Regions from separate parts of the Mus musculus genome. Here region 2 is linked to region 1. A link is a loop called in an ENCODE intact Hi-C map of the cell type or tissue named here. Cell type or tissue: gastrocnemius. All regions are shown on one strand. Links, peaks and the distances in the headings refer to the core of each region. The heading gives the core; the rest is flanking DNA.

Region 1 (6,571 bases), core at 2,436-4,935:
CACATGGTGCAGATATACATGCAGGGAGTTCAAGGCCAGCTTAGGCTGTAAATCAAAGACCCTGCCTCAAAACAAAAACTTACATGTGCAATGTGGAAAAATTTAAGTCGCCAAAAGCAGCATACCCCCCCAAAGCGCTTTCCACTATGATAACGGCCATTCCCACATGACAATCCCCATTTGAGCAGTCTGCACCCCCCACATTTCCATGACTTCCTCACAGAACTCCTGTGCCCCAGGCTAAGGAGATGAGTGGAGACAGGGAAGCAAATTCGAAGGGCAAATGCAGCCCAGGATGACCCAGAGAGCTTTGCAACGGCAGGGAATAAACCCCGGAACCTCTACACTTGCTACAAGGCCCTTTTCTGAGGGGGACACACAGGCAGACAAGACACGAGACTTCAACCCAGCTCCCCATCCCAACAGCAGGACAGCATGTGTGGACGTCGACAGAGGAGCCACCTCTCCCCACAGGCAGCTTGGGACTGAGAAGTCCACATACCACATAGAAGTCCAGGCCGTAGATCCCAATGCTTGGGTCGTATTTGATGCCCAGGTCAATGTGTTCTTGAATTCCAAAACCAAAGTTTCCAGTATCCGAGAAGTTATTTTTCCGCAACTCATACTCCCGCACCTGAATGGACACAGAAGTGACCATGCTATCCATCATGTTCAAGTAGCCCAACATGAGCTCAGATCAACACCCAGTAGGCCCAGAGCAAAACCAAAACTCTGTGAGTCCTAGCTAGGAGCACAGGTATCCCTCCCCTAACCAAGTCATGCCCCAGCTACAAATGCCATCAAACGATCCCCACTTCCAAAGAGCAGAGAAAATCCCAAGGACAGAAATCCAGGAACAGTCATCTCTGAAACGCCAAGGCACTGTATGTGTGTATATATAGCCCATCTCTGACAATGCAGCAGCCTCCACCCCACCAGCCTCACCTTCAGGCCTTTCTCCAGAATTTCCTCTGCCTTGGCTCCGCGGACTGTGCAGTGAACAGCAATCTTCTCATTTCTCCGGATGCCAAAGGACCTGACAGTGTATCTAGCTGCAGGACGGGGACACAAGAGGCAGGTAATGTCTTATTTCCATTGCACGGCATCTAGCGTGTCAGTCAACATCGTCCACAACACAGAAAACAGAGCTTTCCATCTCTAATTTACCCAGCCATACTAAGAACCTCAAACAGCATGGCCATAGTAACAGACACAGGTTAGCAAGACTGTTACATTCCTTGAGAGAGAAAAATCTCAAATGTAGCCCAGGCTGGCCTTGAACTGGCAGCAATCCTCCTGCTTCAGCCTGGGTAATGGGGTTACAGTTGTGGGCTATCAGGCCCAACCAATGATTATGCTCTAATTGGGAGACTAAAACTGACAAAAGCCAGTGTTTTCAAAATGCTGACTGTGGTCCTAAGAAACAGTATCCAAACCCAATCACAGACCACCCACAACCACACTAGCAACAGACTCCATGTTTCTAGCAAGGTAACTCCTGTCATGTGGCCAAACAAGGGAATCACAATTCATTTTAAGTGAGTTGAGGCAGAGCCAGAAGTTAAGAAGCACTGGTGGGGGGGTGTTGGAAAGATGGCTCAGAGGTTTAACAGGTTCTGAGGACCTACACGGTTGTTCACAACCAACAGAAACGGGATCTGATTCCCTCTTCTGTCATGTGGGCATGCATGCAAACAGAGTACCCATGCACACACACACAAATACAAATAAAAGCATGGATAGGACCTCATGCCAACAGTGTACGGTATTAACCCTGTTCTTAGCTGTCAACCAGGCCCACGACAGCTCACGTTATAAGTCCATTTGCACCCGTGCTCCGGTCAGATGAAGCAAGCTTTCCAGATCCACTCCTCTCTGGTCAGCCCACCGCCACTCACCTTTGGAGAACACCGGGGTCTGGCCTGTGAGCTGCTCCAACACCTTGGCTGCCCGGGTCAGTCTGTCTCCGCTCTCCCCGACGCAGATATTGAGGCAGAGCTTGCGGATGCGCAGTTCCCGCATGGGGTTCTCCTTTTCCCCTTGATCTTGCTGCGAAGAGGGACACAGCCATCAACACCCTCCCGCCCCGTCAGAGACGAGAAACAGCCAAGGTCTTCTCCGCTCTGACTTCTATCGTCCCGGATCCCGCCTAAGCCCTCGGGACCACCAAGGTCTCCGCGTTTGGAAGAGAACGAACACAGAGAGAGAGCCTGAATCCCAAGCGGATCCACGAGTAGGGAACAGACACTAGAGATCGTAGAAAGTATACAATGTAACCCTAATCAAAACTACAGGAAGTACCGGCCTCTGCGCCATGCCGTCCCCCTTCCCAAGCTAGCACGGGTCCTGCGAGTAGGACTCGCAGAAACTCCCCAGCACCACACAAGCTGCAAGTGTCCCCTTGGCCCCGCCGTGGACCTCCGCACGTCGCGCTCGCACTTCCGGCAGCCCCCAGACACTGCGTCTGGGCCCTCGGGGCTGCAGACCTGAGCCCCATTCTTAGGATGGGCGGCGATGCGGCGGGGGTGCCCCACGGCCGCCCAGTCCCGCCGGGCTTAATGCCAACAGCCTCGCGGGCTCCGTCCTCCTCCGGCCACCCGCGAGACAGCCGCCCTGGGCTCCGCCGACTGCGGATGGAGACGGATGAAAGCGAGGCAAAGCCAACTCTCGCCTACTCACCGCCATGGTGGAGAACAGGAAGAGAGAGGGAGACTTCCGGCCCCGTGGCCTTATGGGTCAGGAGGCGGGCTTTTCTTCTAGGCAGACAAACGAGGGGAGAGGGGGAAAGAGAGGCATAGCTGTCGTGGCGCTGCCACCTCTAGTGGACTGTCCTCGAAACTGCAGTCATCTTGGGCAAAAGACTAGGTCGTGGGTTGTCCGATGCTGGTATGTTCTTGAGTCCATGACTCCAAGAACAGTCTCAGAACCTGGTGGTTCTTGAGTGATGTCACTGCCCAAAGTCCATTAAATCAGTTGAGCAAAGGGCTAGAGAGAAGGCTTTACAGTTAAGAACAAAATTCCCGGCATGAACACGGTATTTCAAAACTGGTTGTGCCTCCAGTTCCAGGGAGACAGATCCCTCTTCTGGCATCTACAGGCATCAGGCCATGTGTGCATACAGGCAAAACACCCATATAAATAAAATAATTTTTATAAATAAATAAGCTGAGACGCCAGGCAGTGGTGGCGCACGCCTTCAATCCCAGCACTTGGGAGGCAGAGGCAGGTGGATTTCTGAATTCTGGTCTACAGAGTGAGTTCCAGGACAGCCAAGGTTAGACTGAGAAACCCTGTCTCGAAAAACAAAAACAAAAACAAAAACAAAAAAATCAGCTGAGGCTGGAGAGACAGCGCAGTAGTTAAGAGCACTTGACAGCTCTTCCCAAGGTCCTGAGTTCAATTATCAACAACCACATGGTAGCTCACAGACATCTGTAATGGGATCTGATGCCCTCTTCTGGTATGCAGGTGTACATGCAGATAGAGTACTCATACATAAAATAAGTGCGAAGATAAAAAGAAACCATACAGATTCTAGACCCTTTACTTTGTAACTATGTTAACAAGTATACAAATCAGAGTAGTGGCTTAAATCAGCTGTTCCAGTCTGATGCCCTTGTCTTCCTTCTGAGGACCCCAGGCACACACTTACAAGGACATATGTGCAGGAAAAACTTAAATACAGATAAACTAATAAATAAAAAGTAAATTTTGAAAATAAGAGTCCTGAGCTGTGAATACAGGCAGGTGTGGGTTTGATCCAACTAGCTAGTTACTAATTAAAATTACTTCTGTCTGTTTTCCCCTTGTGTAAAACAGCTACTTCTGTGTCATGGGTTACTGTGTAATTCAGTGAAGTATGTAAGTTGTTACTTTTATAATTAAGTCAAGCCTACAACATCCAAGCAACACCCACCTTCCAAAAGAAGTATTAGACATGGTAGCTAAAAAGAAAAAGGACATCAGAGGTGAGAGAGAGAGAGAGAGAGAGAGAGAGAGAGAGAGAGAGATCTGACAATGGCTTACAGATGCTTCTGAGAAGAGATCATCAGTTACAGACTATAGGACACGCCCCCTTCCAGGGTTACATTGAATCCTCAGAAGCTGAACTCAAGGATGAGGACCACCAAGATCCACATCCCAGGCAGATGCTGGCCTTCCTTGAGTCAGTCAGTTTCTCTAACATGAATGCATGGGCAAAGAAGAACACAGACGCCTTCGGTAGAAAAAGGGCCTGCCCTCTCCTTCCTGCTGCCCCCAGTACCCTTCTCTAACCCACACAGGGAGGCCAGAAGCCCCCCAGCATTTCCAACCTTTCAAACCTACACATAATGAGAATTTCAGTTTGTTTGTTTGTTTGTTTTGTTTTTGGTATTTTTCAAGACAGGGTTTCTCTGTGTAGCCCTGGCTGTCCTGGAACTCACTTTGTAGACCAGGCTGGCCTCGAACTCAGAAATCCGCCTGCCTCTGCCTCCCGAGTGCTGGGATTAAAGGTGTGCACCACCATGACCGACTAGTTTGTTTTTTTAAAGCCCAGTTATGTTATGTGATTATGTTCTTGTTTTGATCCCAGGTGGGGGACATGGGGCTGTTTCAGATTATCCATGCCCAATAACTATGATTTCTTTTATGCTCTAGAAGGGGTGTGATTTTCACAAGCTGTAGATGTTTATGTTTTGAATTCTGGGGACACTTCAGAAAGCTTAAATGCAAGGGGCCCAAGAGGGCCTGTGACAGCTGCTGCTCCCCATGTTGTTGCTCCCCGTTGCTGCTGCAACAGATAATAGAACCCAATAAAGAAGCCAAAAAATCCAGTTATGAGTGACCCCTAACACAGAGCAGAATGAGACACATGGGGCCAGGCGTGGTGGCACTTGCCTTTAATCCCAGCACTTGGGAGGCAGGGGAAGGTGAATTTCCGAGTTTGAGACCAGCCTGGTCTACACAGAGAAACCCTGTCTCAAAAAAAAAATAAAAAAAACCAAAGAGAGAGAGAGAGAGAGAGAGAGAGAGAGAGAGAGAGAAGAGAGAGAAGAGAGAGAGAGAGAGAAGAGAGAGAGAGAGAGAGAGAGAGAGAGAGAGAGAGAGAGAGAGGATTCCTAATGCCATAGGAGAAGTGGTGGCAAGGGAAGAAGAAATGAGAGTTCTGCTTCAGGACATTACCAAAAAGTTTACTGCTGCTGGCTCTGGGTTCTCTCCCACACTGCTCCCAGAGGGGAATTTCTATTTCCTCCTCCTCCTCCTCCTCCTCATCCTCCTCCTCCTCATCCTCCTCCTCTCCTTCTCCTTCTTCTTCATCTTCTCCCTGTATTCTATTTCAAAGAGGATTGGGAGAATGGCTGAGCAATGGGAAAAGTTGTGAGTGGATATGGAGGGATCTGAGAAACAGAAAAAAAAAAAAAAAAAGAATGAAATGGGGAAACCAGAAGGATCATTCTGTTCTCTCATTTTTGAAAGGGTTGCAACATTGCCTGTGCAACTGAAAGGGCTCCAGGTAGAGACAGGAGCTCTTGAAAAGCCAGTAGCACTGGAAAAGGGGGAACAGAAAGACTCAGACCTGGTGACTCACAGCCAGAGCTTCTCATGGGATGAAAGAGGGAAGCCAGCTGGGCATGAAGGCAGAGCCTGGCTCCACCCTGTGCCTTTCACTTCTTTTCACTTCGGGTCTCAAGTCCCCAAAGACCCTGGGTGGAGCAAGGAGCCAGGAGAAGCAGGAGACCATGTTTTAAGAGGAAGGGTTAGTCTTGAGCCAAGTACCCTGCCAGAGGAGGGACCTGGAATTACAAAATCACCACCGGTTTTCTGATTGTAATTGTGCAGCACATGCCTGCTAATGATGCTGATCACGATTATGATGAGATAATGTGGTGCCCTATAGAAATGATAGATCTGAGGCTTTATAAAGATGCTATCCTTTCATGTAGAGTGCATTCCCCTTGTGTTAAATAGTCACCGGACTACCCATAATAGAGTTATTCCCCAAGACTGGAAATGTTTGCTAACAGCCAACCCCAATTAAATGTTTGCCTTTATAAGAGTTGCCTTGGTCATGGTGTCTCTTCACAGCAATAAAATCATAGCTAAGAGAGAAGTTGGTGCAAGGCTGAGGCATTGCTATGATAGGCCTGACCATGCTTTGTTTTGAGGAATATGGATTTTGCGACTTTTGAAAACAGTGGAATGCTTCAAGTGGGGTTTAGTAGGCCATACTAGTAGAAACATGGAAGACCACTGTGGTACTGAGGGTAATTTCAACTGTGGTGGCCTGGCTCAACAGGTTTCAGAGGAGAAGAATTTTAGTATGTGGCATAGAGACTGTTCTTGTGATAATTTGGTGAAGAATATAGCTGCTTTTTGCCCTTGTCTGAATAGTCTACCTGGCTAAATTGAAGAGATTTAGATTAATTGCATTGAGAAAGAAAAATCTCAAAAAAGTCTAAAATAGATTCTGTCCTGTAGTTCACTCTCATAAAGAGTGTTTTGACCAAGTGTAGCAAGCATGGAAAGGAAAAATACAAAATGTATGGCTCAAAGGTTAAAGGATGACGAGGAAGTCAAGTGGAGCTAAATT
Region 2 (6,571 bases), core at 2,161-4,660, 44 kb before region 1:
AGAGCAGTGGTTCTCAACTTTCCTAATGTTGTGACCTTTTAATACAGTTCCTCAGCGGTTAAGAGCACTGACTGCTCTTCCAGAGGTCCTGAGTTCAATTCCCAGCAACCACATGGTGGCTCACAACAACCATCTGTAATGGAACCCAAAGCCCTCTTCTGGTGTGTCTGAAGACAGCAACAATGTACTCATACACAAAAATAAATAAATAAATCTTAAAAAATACAGTTCCTCATGTGTGGTGATCCCCAACTATAAAAGTATTTTACTGTTATTTCCTGACTATAATTTTGCTACTGTTATGAATGGTAATGTAAGTTTATGTGTGTTTTCCAATGGTTCTAGGCAACCCCTGTGAAAGACTTTTTGAACCCCCCAGAAGGAGTCACAACCCATGGCCACTGGTCTAGAGCTTTCTAAGGTTTGCGGGGCCTGTGAACCCGCACTCGGGAGCAGCCTGGACAGAAGGCTCAGCTGCGCTTCCTTACCCTTTGGCTTATTGGCATGAGCAGAGCGGATGTTGTTTGTGAGCAGGCGCAGCCGCTGCTCTCTGGCGTCCTGAAGCCTCAGGTACATCTCCCTCCAGGACTCATACTCTTCTGGCCTTTCTTCCTTAAAGTCTCGGTGACAGTGAACTTTCCACAACTGATCTGTTTCTTCAATTAATACCTGAAACCAGGACCAAGGCATGACTTGTGTACACGCTCTCCTTCCTATCTCCCCTTTACCTACACAGGACCCGATGCCTAATAGTATGGGGGAGGCAGGTTGACTTAGTAGCAGTACCACAATACTAGGAAGAAGGCAAATCACTAAATTAAAAAAAAAAAAAAAAAAAATGCCAGGCAGTGGTGTACGCCTTTACCTTTTAATCCCAGCACTTGGGAGGCAGAGGCAGGTGGATTTCTGAGTTCGAGGCCAGCCTGGTCTACAGAGTGAGTCCCAGGACAGCCAGGACTACTCAGAGAAACCCTGTCTCAAAAAAAAAAAAGGGGGCGGGGGGGGGGGCTGGAGAGATGGCTCAGGGGGTAAGAGCACTGACTGCTCTTCCAAAGGTCATGAGTTCAATTCCCAGCAATGACATGGTGGCTCACAACCATCTGTAATGGGATCTGACGCCCTCTTCTGGTGTGTCTGAAGTCAGCTACAGTGTACTTATGTATAATAATAAAAATAAATCTTAAAAAAAAAAAAAAAGGGGCTGGTGAGGTGGCTCAGTGGGTAAGAGCACCCGACTACTCTTCCAAAGGTCCGGAGTTCAAATCCCAGCAACCACATGGTGGCTCACAACCATCTGTAACAAGATCTGATGCCCTCTTCTGGTGTGTCTGAAGACAGCTACAGTGTACTTACATATAATAAATAAATAAATCTTTAAAAAAAAAAAAAAAAAAAAAAAAGATAGCAGGTAGCAGGGTAGAAGTTGCTCACACCTTTATTCCCAGCACCCAAGAGGCAGAGGAAGGTGGGTTTCTGAGTTTGAGGCTAGCCTGGTCTACACAGTGAGTTCCAGGAGAGCCAGACTCTGTCTTAAAAAAACAAAGCCAAACCCCCCACCCCAAACAATCAAAACAAAGAAGGATCCCAGGAACAGGCACAAAAATGCTTGTTTAAAGGCCCAGACTCGCAAAACAAACATGCCCAGAGCTGTGATTTGCCCTCTGACCTGCCCTTCTGCCACAGCAGATCTAGAGACCAAGCCACCTTTGGAAACAGAGCCGGGGAGGCGCACTGTTCCCACTGAGGACACTCACATGATTGCATTCCTCTATCCGGTAGAGCTGATCAGGTGTGCACCTCTCCAAGACAGGTTCAAGAACAGAATAGGGGACTCCTCCTACTTCAAAGATAGCTGCAGAGAAACCAGAGGTGGGCAGGTGAGTGCTGAATGGCAGCCAAGCTCCCAGTGACAAAGTCCCAGTGGAGCAAAGCGCTTGCGAGGTTGGTAACTCACAGTCAATATTATTCTTAAGCACCCGGATACACTGCTGGTGCAATGTCATCATTTTGGGGAGATAGGCACACTTGGAACCAGAATACACCTGCATCTTAGAATTCATTCTGCGTCCTGTGAACCCAGCTTCTTCTTCTTCCTGGGGTGAAGAGAAAGCTGTAGAAAGAAGAAAGCCAAGTCACAAAAGGTCTACACTACATGGTGAAGAGCTCCCAGACGGCAGCTCACCACTTCTGTAACTCTAGTCCCAAGGGCCCCAACATTGACTCCTCCAGCCTCCTTGGGTACCACACACACTTGGTGAATAGACACAAATGCCAGCAAAACACTAATACAGGCAAAATAAAAATATAATCTTTAATGCTAGCACTTGGGAGGCGGAGACAGGTGAATCTGAGTTTAAAGCCAGCCTCGCCTACAAAGTGAGTTTCAGGCCAGCCAAGGCTATGTAATGAGACCCTGTTTCAAAAAACTAAAAATCAATAAAAAGATGTCCAAAATTACCTTTTCGCTTTGGCTGAAAGGAGGGAATCAACTCAAGGGAAGGAAGGGGCCGGTAGTTGGCATGAATGGCAGGTAAGGGGATGTCTGGCAATGCTGGCAGCACATCAGTAGGGACCTGCAAGAGACACAGTGCAGAGCCCACCCTGTAATCAGCTTTCTCCCCTGCAGTAGTTAACCAAGTCACGAATGACACCATTTACATAAAGAAATAAATGTCAATAGGGCAAAAAATGTCTTGGAAAATTTTGAGGTGCTAAGAAGTAAATGTAGGCTCTCATACCCTCTCAGTGAGCACTGTATACTATACTATACTATACTATACTATACACACGCTTCCTCCCTAGCCCAGAACAAATCTTATCCTGCGCACTATCCACTCTAAGTGCTAGCAAGCTCGAGAATATTAATAATAACAATCAGAACTCAACCAGTCATAGGACAGCAGGACAAGCAGCCTGGCAGGCAGGAAGCAGAGTTACCTTTCGAGGCCTGGTGGGTTCGGCTCCAGCTGGCTGCAACTTCTCTGACTTGTTTTCGTTGACTTTGGGCAATTTCTGAGCTGAGTTCAAGTTTTTACTAGTGCTTTTAGAGTCCTTTTTTTTAAGTCCTTTTTCTCCAAGTGCTGTACTGGACGTTTTCACAACCTTCTTCTTTTTCTTCCGGGGCTGGTCATAGCTGAGGTAGGACTCGAAGGACATCGTGGGCCGCTCAAACTCATCGTCCACATCTGTCTCCTCCGCTTTAGGGTGGAGCGGGCCTGCTGACTTTCCATCTGCGTTAGTTCTTACTTTCCCCTCCTGAGCCTTCAGGTGGTTGGGAACTTTCTCCTTGGCTTTGGGCAATGGGTCTCCTGTCCCTCGTCCTGAGTCCACGCCATCTACACTCTGCTTGTTTTTGTCAGATTTGGCTTTCTCGGAGTCCTTGTGTTTGGGCTTTTTAAAGTGGTTGTCTGAAGCAACATCTAAGGCAGGTGAAAACTTCTTCTTGAGACTGCTGCCTTCTCTGTCCTTGTCTTTCTTAACAACACTAGAGGGCAGCTTCTCCTTGGCACTGTCCCCTGACAGTAGTCTTCGGCTTTCCTCTTTGGAAGAGGCTTTGTGTGACTTCTCTCTGCTCACAGCAGAGATCTTCTCATCCTCTCTGGCATCTGCAGGGTGCTTCTCCTTGTGTGAAGATCTGTGCTGCTTGTGGTGGCTAACAGCCCCTTTTCCTTGTTCACCCAGGTGACTAACCCCTAGTCTGTCCTGAAAGGTATTACTGTGGACTTTTCCTGGCTTCTGGTGTGAGATGATGGGCTCCTGGTCCTCCTCTGGGGACCTGGAGAGGTCTGTATACATTTGATGAGGACTTGAAGGTGGAGGGGATTGAACATGGCCATAGTCAGATGACTCGGGGTCTGAAGAATATGGTGGTGACACTTTGTGACACCTCTTCCTTTCATCTCTCTTCTCGTGACTGTGAGCCACTTTGTGAGGCCTTTCAGGCTCAGAAAGTTTTTTGTGTTTTTTCTGTCTGTGCTCAGGGCTGTAGGACCGGCTACCAGAGGGTTTCCAGCTTTCCTGGTAGTTCCCCTCCAACTCCTCCTCCCTCTGAAGAGCATCTCTGGGACGCTTACGGGAATTGTTCTTCTCAAAATCCTGATCCTCGGCCTCACTATTTCTAAAATAAAAGCAGAAGCAGAAGTAGACCTCAGCATAAATCTCTTAGACAAAGTCACAGACCTCAACCTCAGCCATGGAGGGCACAGTTGGGTCAGGATAATCACAAGTTCAAAGCCATCCTCTGCTACAAAGCAAATTCAAGGCCAATGGGCTACAGAAGACCTGGTCTCACCACAAAACAAAACAAACAACAAAGACCAGGCCACACCTGGCTCACATCTAAAATCCCAGTACCAAGGAGGCTAAAATAGGATTGTTGGGGGAATCAGATGTTCAAGGTCATCGTGTTAATAGCATGTCCAAGGCTAGATTAGAATGAGCCGGTGTGTTAAAAGAAGATATTGAGGGCAGCCTGATGGCTCAACAGATAATTATTGCCATGCAAGCCTGAAAACCTGAGTCCAATCCCATGGTGGCAGAAAAAAAACTGACTCTCCAAACCTATCCTCGGATCTCTGACCACGTGCCCAGCCACCTCCACCCTTAGTATGCTTAGTATGTGAGAGAGCCTGTGCTCAGTCCTCAGCATCAAGCCCCCAACAAAAGAAAACAAAACACACCTAACAAAGTGTTAATGTTCAACATTAAAAAGAATTGTGCCCTGGCATGTCAGCCCCATTTCTTTAATTCCAGCACTCACAAGCATAGGCAGACAGATCTCTTGAGTTCAAGGCCAGCCTGGTCTTGAGTTCCACCATGGCTATAGTGAGAGACCCTGTCTCAAAAACCAAAACCAACCAACCAAAAAGAATTTAAGGGGGCTGGTGAGATGGCTCAGTGGGTAAGAGCACCCGACTGCTCTTCCGAAGGTCCAGAGTTCAAATCCCAGCAACCACATGGTGGCTCACAACCATCTGTAACAAGATCTGACGCCCTCTTCTGGAGTGTCTGAAGATAGCTACAGTGTACTTACATATAATAAATAAATAAATCTTTAAAAAAAAAAAAAAAAAAAAAGAATTTAAGAAAAAAATATTTGCTTGCATTTTTATGTACTTATTCCCACGAGATGCCTGCATCATGGACATGTGGAGGCCAGAGGACAACCTTTAGGGCCAGAGCTCTCCCTTCCCCCACAGGTTGCAAGAAAAATTTTATTCTTTTTGGTTTGGTTTTTGCTTTTTGTTTGGTGTGTGTGGTATGGTTTGTTTTGTTTTTGCTTTTAAGGCGTTTCTTGTCGAAAGGCAGAGAGAGGGAGAAGAGTAGAGAAGCAGAGGCCAGCCATGGCCATGTGGAGAGAGTGGGGAAGGGAATGGGGAGAGAACGGGCAAGCGGGAAGCAAGAGTAAGAGAGACAAACGAGCAAGAACAAGAGGGTAAGAGAGCAAGAAAAATTTATTCTTAATACTTTACCATATATTCTACAATAACTTACAATAACCCTGGGTTGTTTTTGTAATTGAGGTCACATAGTTAATTTGACATGTGAAGCCAAACAAGCAGAGAAGAAATGTTCTTACCGCTCTACTGGAACCAGCTTCTTCCACTGGGCCACCAGGTCTCTGGCAAAGTTTCCTACTTGCTCATGCTTCCGAAAGCTGTTCACTGTTTTCCCTACCCCAGTCTCCTACAAACGTAACACAGGGATTGACTGAATGAGGATTGTGAAACCAAGGGCATGGTTTTCTATAGAGAAAAGCAAGAAACATCCCTCCTAAAATGCCTACGCCTTAGACTAAGTTACTCTGTAGCCTAGACCCAAATGTCTGACACAAAGTAACAAAGCCCACAGGTTTATGTAAGGCCATCAGGACAGCCCAGAGGCACAGAATGAAACAGGAGGGGTGGGGTTTGATCCAGCTCGCTCTCTTGGAGACAGTGAAAGTGCTCATCACAACCCTTAAGGAAGGAATCAGCGGAAAGCAATGGAAATTGGATTTCTTTCTTTCTTTCTTTCTCTCTCTCTCTCTCTCTCTCTCTCTCTCTTTCAAAAAGACAGGGTTCAGTATGTACACCAGGTTGGCCTTGAACTCTGAATCACCTACAAAGGTGCACACAGCCATGCCAGCCTAAAAGTTTTCTAGAATTAGAATCTATGAGTAGTAGATCCCAAAGCCAATATTCTTTTCATGCATTAATTTTTAAAAAATATTTATGCTTCTGTGTGTGTGTGTGTGTGTGTGTGTGTGTGTGTGTGTGTGTGTATAAGTGTACCCCATGTGTGAACAGCTGCCCTCAGAGGCCAACTGGAGTTAACTAAAGGAAGTATCGAGCTGCCTGATATGAATGCTGACAACTGACCTGGGATCCTCTAGAAGATCAGTAAGCACTCAAACCCTCACCTATCTCTCATGTACCCCGTGTGTTTAAATTTCAGGTTGAGGGACACAGAGTGATGGCTCTGCAGTTAAGAGAAATTACTGCTCTTGCAGAGGACAGAAATTCAATTCCAGCACCCACATCAGGTAGCTCCCAATTGCCTACAACTCCAATCTGAGAGAATCTGAGGGCCT

Evidence for each region. Peaks named below come from ENCODE experiments on the same cell type or tissue, not always from the same donor. Only the 100,000 strongest peaks of a DNase experiment are listed, where the experiment ranks them.
Region 2: a loop joins it to region 1, with 2.3 times the contacts of the local background. A loop is called at or near these places in 7 of 42 quality-filtered maps.

Annotation. Positions count from the first base shown.
Region 1 is chr4:136,050,669-136,057,239 of GRCm38, forward strand. It overlaps Rpl11 (ribosomal protein L11), which reads right to left and starts at 2,725. Exons shown (of 6, transcript NM_025919.3): 1 at 2,680-2,725; 2 at 1,899-2,049; 3 at 946-1,052; 4 at 503-634. The coding sequence starts at 2,685. In gastrocnemius, for the core only: CTCF peaks have their summits at 2,826 and 3,472 (motif pointing left); a DNase peak (open chromatin) is centred at 2,753; H3K4me3 peaks cover 708 bases; H3K27ac peaks cover 742 bases.
Region 2 is chr4:136,007,292-136,013,862 of GRCm38, forward strand. Eloa (elongin A) reads right to left here. Exons shown (of 11, transcript NM_013736.4): 3 at 5,579-5,685; 4 at 2,938-4,117; 5 at 2,459-2,573; 6 at 1,955-2,110; 7 at 1,755-1,852; 8 at 489-669. Among named protein-coding and RNA genes, the nearest start is that of Eloa, 11 kb to the right of the region's middle. In gastrocnemius, for the core only: a CTCF peak has its summit at 3,485 (motif pointing right); no DNase peak of the experiment used is centred there.